Regions from separate parts of the Homo sapiens genome. Here all the other regions are linked to region 2. The links are chromatin loops, found by intact Hi-C in ENCODE. Cell type or tissue: dorsolateral prefrontal cortex. All regions are shown on one strand.

Region 1 (2,500 bases), 470 kb after region 2:
GTCATAAGTTAAATTGCACTTGGACTAACACAGCTTTTGGTAGAGAGAGCCCTTGGAAAATAGAAAGCTGATTGTCTCCGGAAATTGCCAGGCAGTAGTGAAGACAAAGGGGCAGGATTCACAGATGCCTTTAAGAAGCCCCTTGGCTGTAGTACAGGAGAAAGAGTCCCTGCTTCCAGGCTGGTTTCGTCCTGAAACTAAGATGCCTTTATTTTATTCTAGCTGAGAGACGCTGAGTTTTCTTTCTAATAAAGATGAATTTTAAACTCAATTAGGGAGATAGTAAAATCAATCTGAGAGAGAAGACAGGTGGAGTTTTGGCCGATAGTTTGGAGTATTAAACCACGGAATAAGCAAGAGTAGCAAGATATTTAAAAAAAAAATGCTCTCAGATCTATTTTGCTAACTTACCAGCCAATGATTCCTTTTCTATTTTTCAATCCTTAGAAATGAAAAAGGAAAAGGAAAGAGAGAAATAAAATCACATAAATAAACATTCAAGTTCAGTTTTCCTTATACTTTTACAGAAAATCTGATTTATGTAGTATGTTTTTAGAGGTATCTTATAAGTGTCTTTGTATATCTTCAATGTTAAAAGAAACTGAACGAGAAAGCTTGCTTTTATTAACACTCTAAGTTAGGTTTGTGAAATAATTTTGATATTTAAAATAATTTTGAATTTTGACATACAGGGTTTGTTAGTATAGCTGGAGCCTACAAATTTCTTTAAATTCAATATTCAAACTCAAGAAAATAAGCCTATTTATTCTGTAGCACCGTTTATATTGCTTAGATTTTACTGTCTCCCTAATTGATTAGCACTGTTCATATTGCTCTTTGCTGACTGGCTTCCTGCAAAAGCCCTGCATCACAAACCTGTATTAGGTGAATCACAAAGCCCCTTCTTCATCAATCTTATTTTCATCAGTGGATAAGACAATATAAAAATAAGTCACTTCAATCAAAATTATGAGGTCTCATTTTGGAAAACTAGCCATGTAGCCACACTGCCACAAGGTGGGAGTAAAACGTTTGATTGGCTTAAGAACTGGCCTTTGCTTTATTCTTTTTTCTTTTTTTTTTCTTCCCACAGCTCTTATGTGAACAAAGACATAAAACAGGCTAACTTTAAACTCGAATGAAATAATATTGGTTCTGTATTCCTTGTTGCTAATATGCATACCCTGAGAACTGGAATTTCTTTTCCCCAAAATTTGAGTATCAAATATAATAAATGTAGATGAAGAAAATGGTTTAACAGCAATTTCTTTATTTCTCTCTTTTCTTTCTTTATTCCTTGCCAACATTAGTGCTCCTTTCAAACTATATTTTAGGACTATAAGAAAGCCGTTTCTCATAAGGCCTACTAAAAAGAACCCCCCAAATTTATGATGATAATGAATATTACTTATTCTCTATACTAATGCATATTTTGAAGTTAGCTGCCCTCCATAAACTTTTCCTGTCATTTTATATATGCATGGTAATGAAGGCAGCCATGTAAGTGGGAACAATGAATTAAACAGTCCAAGAAAAATGTATAATGATCTTGACCTTCTAAGGAACTGAAAGATTAAAATGAGTTTTTAAATATTGCTTATTCTAGAATAAACATAACCCAGAGCCTCTATGCACAATTCCATGGCTTTTGCTTGCCATGGAATGGCAAGTAAATAGATGTACTAGCTATGCTTTGTTTAATGTGTGCCTATTAAATCCAAATTTGGCAATATATGTGTTTATGTTGAGGTATAAGCATATGCAAACATACACATGGCCTTTGAGATAGAGTGTCTGACACAGGCTAGTAAGACCAGACATTACAAGGCAGTCGAGACTCACCAAGGTGACAGTGACTCACCTAAGGGAACCCGAGTGGTGCTAAATGGAAAGGACTGCCATCTCCCTTGAATAAAAAGACAAAAAGAATAAGAAAAAGCATAAATTGGCTTGCCCATTTCAACTCCTTTCCTCCTCCTATATATGAATATAGAGGGAGCTAATAGCTCACATTCATGTCATTGCTGCTGATGTTATGTTTTCTGGAAAGACTTACCCAAATAGATCTTTTTATCTTACTGAGTTCTGAATACTCAATAGATAAAGGGCCACGTCACTTACCTAACTTTTTCACTTTTTTCCCTAACGATAGCAATGGCAAGAAAGACAAGGCAGTGCCTAAGGCCATGGCATTGATGCTTTGTTGTATGTATGTGCAGAAGCTCAAGTAAAATAACACAATGGTCTCCAGCATAAACTTTGCTGTTTTTAGACAGTCTAGCAGAATATTACATTATAAATAAGTAAAGTTTTTTGACTGGGTAAGTATTTTTAAAGTTTAAGATATGTGGAGAAAATCTATTCACATAATGAAATACCACCTGACAATATGCTAGATGATTTTGGATGTGGCATTATAATAATGCACTTGAGTATCTCATAGTTAGTGTTCTGCAAAATGCTGAGTACTGTGTTCTCATGATCTGGCAGATATGATCTA
Region 2 (2,500 bases):
TCTCTGGTGGTATTTACAATCAGTTATTTATCTTTTTTCCCACTGCCTTTAGTCCACAAAATGAAGAGAACATAGTTTAAAAATTCTATTATGTGTCTATCTATTTATTTGAATATTTCCATATAACATACTTTTACATTTGTGGAAATTGTTCCTGTTCATTTGGATTAAGTCCTAGACAGTTTCCCTAAATAGCTCTGTAAATCATCATGAAGACATGACCTTGGTTTTCAATCAGCTTATATTTATGGTTGGGAAATGATTCCTTGTGAAGCCAATAGGTTCAGAGTCACTGACCAAGGATTTATGGTTGCGCTTATTATGACGGGCTTGGACTCTAGAATGATAGCAAGGTAAATCCACTGTAAGAATGGATTTTCTTGTTGAGATCTAAAGCTTTACGTTTTTTTTAAATCTATAGAAGTCTCATTTGGTAAAGCAACTGAAAAACAAATCATAACTTTTCTTTTTCATGCTTATTTAAAAGATACCCATCTGCTTAGTTTCTGATCCTTAATATGTTGACATGACTAGAATGTTTTTATTTTTTGCTAACGTAAGGAATGGAGCAACAAAGAGATTTCAATTTATACAGTTTGTCTTTGTAACCATACTCCCATGTGAGTAATGTGGGATAAGCAAGACAGTTGTACAGCTGCTTTGCTAGAGATGAAGAGTAGAATTTTACTGTAGGAAAAATATTGAAAGTGCTAATTTGGTGCACAAATCTATAGCTAGACTCAGTCCAAGTTGACTAAATGGGTAATAGAATAAAATACTAAATAAAGACAAATGTACTAGTAAGTATCAGTAAGTAGTAAGACTGTATTCCAATTTTTTTCTCAATAGAGTGATAATATTTTAGTAATTTATTTCAAAAGTTAAATAGATAAAAGAATTTGTGAAAACTGGGTTTCAAATATAAGAGCTATTAATATCCACATGCAGAGCAAGGAGGCTAATTAAACGTTTTTTTTTCATCCTCCTGTACCCCAATGACCTACTCTTCTAAGGAAATGCATAGAACTATAGTTAAGCAAATATAACTTGTAAATGTCTAAAAAAGATTACAATAAATTCAGTGACCTAGAAATCTGCTTTACCTTGGGATTATTGCATTAGTGTATTGCTTCCCTCAGATATGATGTGAGTGTTCAAAAGTTTTCCTTACAAAAGTCAAGACTGGTCTTTGCTGCTAAAAAGAACAACACAGGAAAACATTACAGCCCTTTTTTTCCTCCTCTGAGTTACAATGCTAGGAGAGTCATAGAGGCCTGTCACCACGAGATGGCGCTCAGCTTCCGTCTCAAAAAGAAGTGAGTTCCATGTTTTTCAGCCCCTACTTATTACCATTCATTTCAAGGAGTGAAAAACAGTGTTCAGAGAAAAATCTTTGTTAGCACAAAGCGTCTACATTTGTGAGAGACAAAATTATGTTTCTAGTTCATTCAAAGACTAGTTGCTAATCTCGGAATTTTGCAAGTTAACTCACAGGAACATGAAAAAAAAATCCTACATTTATTGGTTAACTAGGCACACTCATTTGCTTTTTATCAGTTCATTGATGTTTTATGGGGAAGCATGGAAAAGGCAGTTGACATTTTCATGCATTTTGAAGGAAGAATAAAATGGCTGGTTCTCGGCTGTGCTTGTTCACAGGTTTTGTAAGCCGAGGAAATGGATACTACGGTTGTTTGTAAAACCGGATCCAAACAAAGGAAGAGAGCAAGGATGCTTTCCTGCAACATTGACACATGTACCACTCTCTAGAAAAAGGATGAGGCTGCAGAAGAAGGTTTTAGCTTAGCATTTCAATTCTAAAATGGATGGTCCTATTTAATTTTCCACATACAATAACTTTCCTCGCTGAAGAATAGATTAATATTACTAATCTCACTTATGTAGCAGCCTTAAAAGGCCAGACCAACACGGATATTTCTAAAGCAGATTGTAGTCATTTCTGCCGGTATCGTCAATTCCCTACCCACACTGAAAGTCATTGTGTTGGTAATCTCACGCTATTGCTTCAGTAGGCGTCTGCGTCATTCTTTGCTCTCCGTGAGCTATAGACAGGCATAATGGATGAAGTGATGAGAGGGCACAATGATGAATTAATATCCCAGAGGTCCTAAAACTAGTCACAATGAAAGAAGGCTTTTCTGTGGCCACTGGGTTCCTGGAGTTGTGTTATGAAATGTGATTCTGGGGTTGTCTGCTTGCTGGTATTCCTGTAGAAGGATAGAGGGAAGAGTTCTCTCAACTGCAGGAGAAAAAGAACAAGAAAAAGCAAGACATACATGTACTATAATGAAATGGGATCATAACTATATATGTGTAAATATATACACATATATACACGCACACACCAGGTTTTTGTATAAATAAATGTGAAGTTTTCTTTTTATCAAGCTTTGCACTATATAAAACATCTACACTGGTTGCAGCTTTACTATTTGTTTTTGCTTGGCATTTTGTTATAGAAATAGCATACATATTAGTG
Region 3 (2,500 bases), 310 kb after region 2:
CTAACAGCCCTTAGGCTGGGGAAGGAATAAAGGGCCTTGTCATTAGGCTGGCACCTCCAGCACACTGCAGACACAATACGGAGAGAGTCCAGCTCCTCACCCCTGGGAAACAACAACCCCTACTCTACCAAGCAGGGGCCCCGGCTGGGGAAGAAATAAGGAGACTGAGGGTTGTACCCAAGCTTACAATACACCACAGCTGTCACATAGAGAGGAGACCATTCTCTTCTCCCTGTGAGCCTTTGAACCCCCTGTTCCCTAAAAAGCAGAACTCCAATCTGGCACAAGCAATGCAGCCACCCCACCCCACTGACTGAGCTCCCCCAATAACAGTGGTTCCATGTTTCTTGAAGGTGAAACCCCAGGGGGCAACTGATAGCCTTTCTGCCAATGCCTCTGGAGTGGACTTGTCCTTGCTACCCTCTGACTAATGAAGGAGCAAAGACCCTAAGTGCCTTATCCACACCTTCAACAAATGGCAGTTGACTCAGGAGAGAAAGACAGTCCTTCTCCCACAACTTCCACCCACATCCCCTTGCTCATCATCAAACAGGGAACCCCTAGCTTAGGCCCACAGCACAGACCTTCCATTCTGGGCTAATTGCACTGAGCAATTGCTGACCTGCATCTTGCTGGGGTGGAACCCCCAGGAGAGAAACAAAAAACCCTTGGCCACAAACACTACTAAGTTCTTTTGCTCTGCTGCCTCCAAATTGGGAAGGAACATAAATCCTGAGATCGCCCAAGAACTGGAGTAGGAAGCCTGGGAGTGCCCAGCCATGATCTAAAGCCAGCCCATAAGGGTGACAGGAGCCCACACTTTCAGAGCATTGAAAGGAAGCAAGTGTGCAACTGTGAGGCAATATAGGAGAACCACAAAACCAAGCAAGAGCCTACCAACTGACTAACATGACTCAGCGCCACCTACTGGATCACACTCAAAATATTAAACACCAAAAATACTTCGTTAACGTACCTTCTTGAAACCGACGTCATGGAGTTAGCTATAAATAAAGACCCTGCACCATGCCTCAGCCCTGTGAAAACATCTAGAAAAGAAGTCTATTGAATGTGCTCAATCTACCCTTCAGTTAAAGGAACACCCACATGCAGTGATGAGAAAGAATCTACACAAGAACTTCAGTAACTCTAATGGCCAGAGTGTCCTGTGTCCTCCAAATAACTAACTGCACCAGTTTTCCAACAAGACTTCTTAACCAGGGTGAGCTGGCTGAAATGACAGAAATATAATTCAGAAAACAGATAGAAACAAAGATTGTCTAGATTCAGGAAAAGGGCAAAACTCAATCCAGAGAAACTAAGAATCACCATAAAACAATAAAAAAGCTGAAAGATGAAATGGCCAGTATAAAAAAGAATTTTACAGAGCTGACAGAGCTGAAAAACACAATACAAGACTTCCACAATGCAATCACAAGTATTAATAGGAGAATAGATCAAGCTGAGGGAAGAATCTCAGAACTTGAAGACTGGTTCTCAGAAAGAAGACAGTCAGAAAAAAGTAAGATAAAAGAATGAAAAGGAATAAACAAAACCTCATAGAAATATGGGATTATATAAAGTGGCCAAACTTATGAATCATTGGCATCCCTGAAATAGATGGGAAGAAAGCAAACAACTTGAAAATCACATTTCAGGATATCATCCATGAAAACTCCCCCAACCTACATAGAAAGGCCAACAGTCAAATTCAGGAAATATAGAGAACCCCTGCAAGATTCTACACAAGACCATGCCCAAAGACACATAATCATCAGATTTCCCAAGATCAAAATCAAAGACAGAAGGTTAAAGGCATCTAGAGAGAAAGAGCAGGTCACCTACAAAGAGAACCCCATCAGGCTTACAGAAGACCACTCAACTGAAACCCTACAAGCCAAAAGAGATTGGGGGGCCTATATTCAACATGCTTAAAGAAAAAAAAAATCTTCAACCGAAAATTTCAAATCCAGCTAAAGTAAGCTTCCTAAGTAAAGGAGAAAGAAGATCCTTTTCAGATAAGGAAATGTTGAGGGAGTTTGTTAACACCAGCCTCCCTTAAAAGAGATCTTGAAAGGATCACTAAATATGAAAAGGAAAGGCCACTACCAACTAATGCAAAAACACACCTAAGTACACATGCCAGTGACACTATATGGTAACCACAAGAATGAGCCAACATACTACCCAGCTAATAACTCAAGAACAGGATCAAAACCACAGATATCAATACTAACCTTGAATGTAAATGGGCTAAATGCCCCACTTAAAAGGCACAGAGTAGCAAGCTGGATTTTTTTAAAAAAGCAAGACTCAATGGTATTCTGTCTTCAAGAGACTCATCTCACATGTAATTACACCTATAGGCTAAAAATAAAGAGATGGAGGAAAATCTACAAAAGAAATGAAAATCAGAAAAAAAGCAGGAATTGCAATCCTAATTTCAGATAAAACAGACTTTAAACCAAAAAAGATTTTTAAAAGATACAGAAGGGGCCAG

Evidence for each region. A loop is a pair of places that touch in the nucleus more often than their neighbours do. Peaks named below come from ENCODE experiments on the same cell type or tissue, not always from the same donor. Only the 100,000 strongest peaks of a DNase experiment are listed, where the experiment ranks them.
Region 1: a loop joins it to region 2, with 6 times the contacts of the local background. A loop is called at or near these places in 6 of 110 quality-filtered maps.
Region 3: a loop joins it to region 2, with 2.7 times the contacts of the local background. A loop is called at or near these places in 11 of 110 quality-filtered maps.

What each region holds. Positions count from the first base shown.
Region 1 is chr14:28,141,135-28,143,634 of GRCh38, reverse strand. No RefSeq gene overlaps it. Among named protein-coding and RNA genes, the nearest start is that of MIR3171HG, 470 kb to the right of the region's middle. In dorsolateral prefrontal cortex, a CTCF peak has its summit at 1,034 (motif pointing right); no DNase peak of the experiment used is centred here; H3K4me3 peaks cover 1,035 bases; H3K27ac peaks cover 914 bases.
Region 2 is chr14:28,608,207-28,610,706 of GRCh38, reverse strand. The region is part of intron 2 of LINC02300 (long intergenic non-protein coding RNA 2300); the gene reads left to right. Among named protein-coding and RNA genes, the nearest start is that of LINC02300, 4.2 kb to the left of the region's middle. In dorsolateral prefrontal cortex, CTCF peaks have their summits at 1,107 and 1,307 (motif pointing right); a DNase peak (open chromatin) is centred at 1,296; H3K4me3 peaks cover 1,086 bases; H3K27ac peaks cover 1,834 bases.
Region 3 is chr14:28,293,449-28,295,948 of GRCh38, reverse strand. No RefSeq gene overlaps it. Among named protein-coding and RNA genes, the nearest start is that of LINC02300, 320 kb to the left of the region's middle. In dorsolateral prefrontal cortex, no CTCF peak of the experiment used is centred here; no DNase peak of the experiment used is centred here.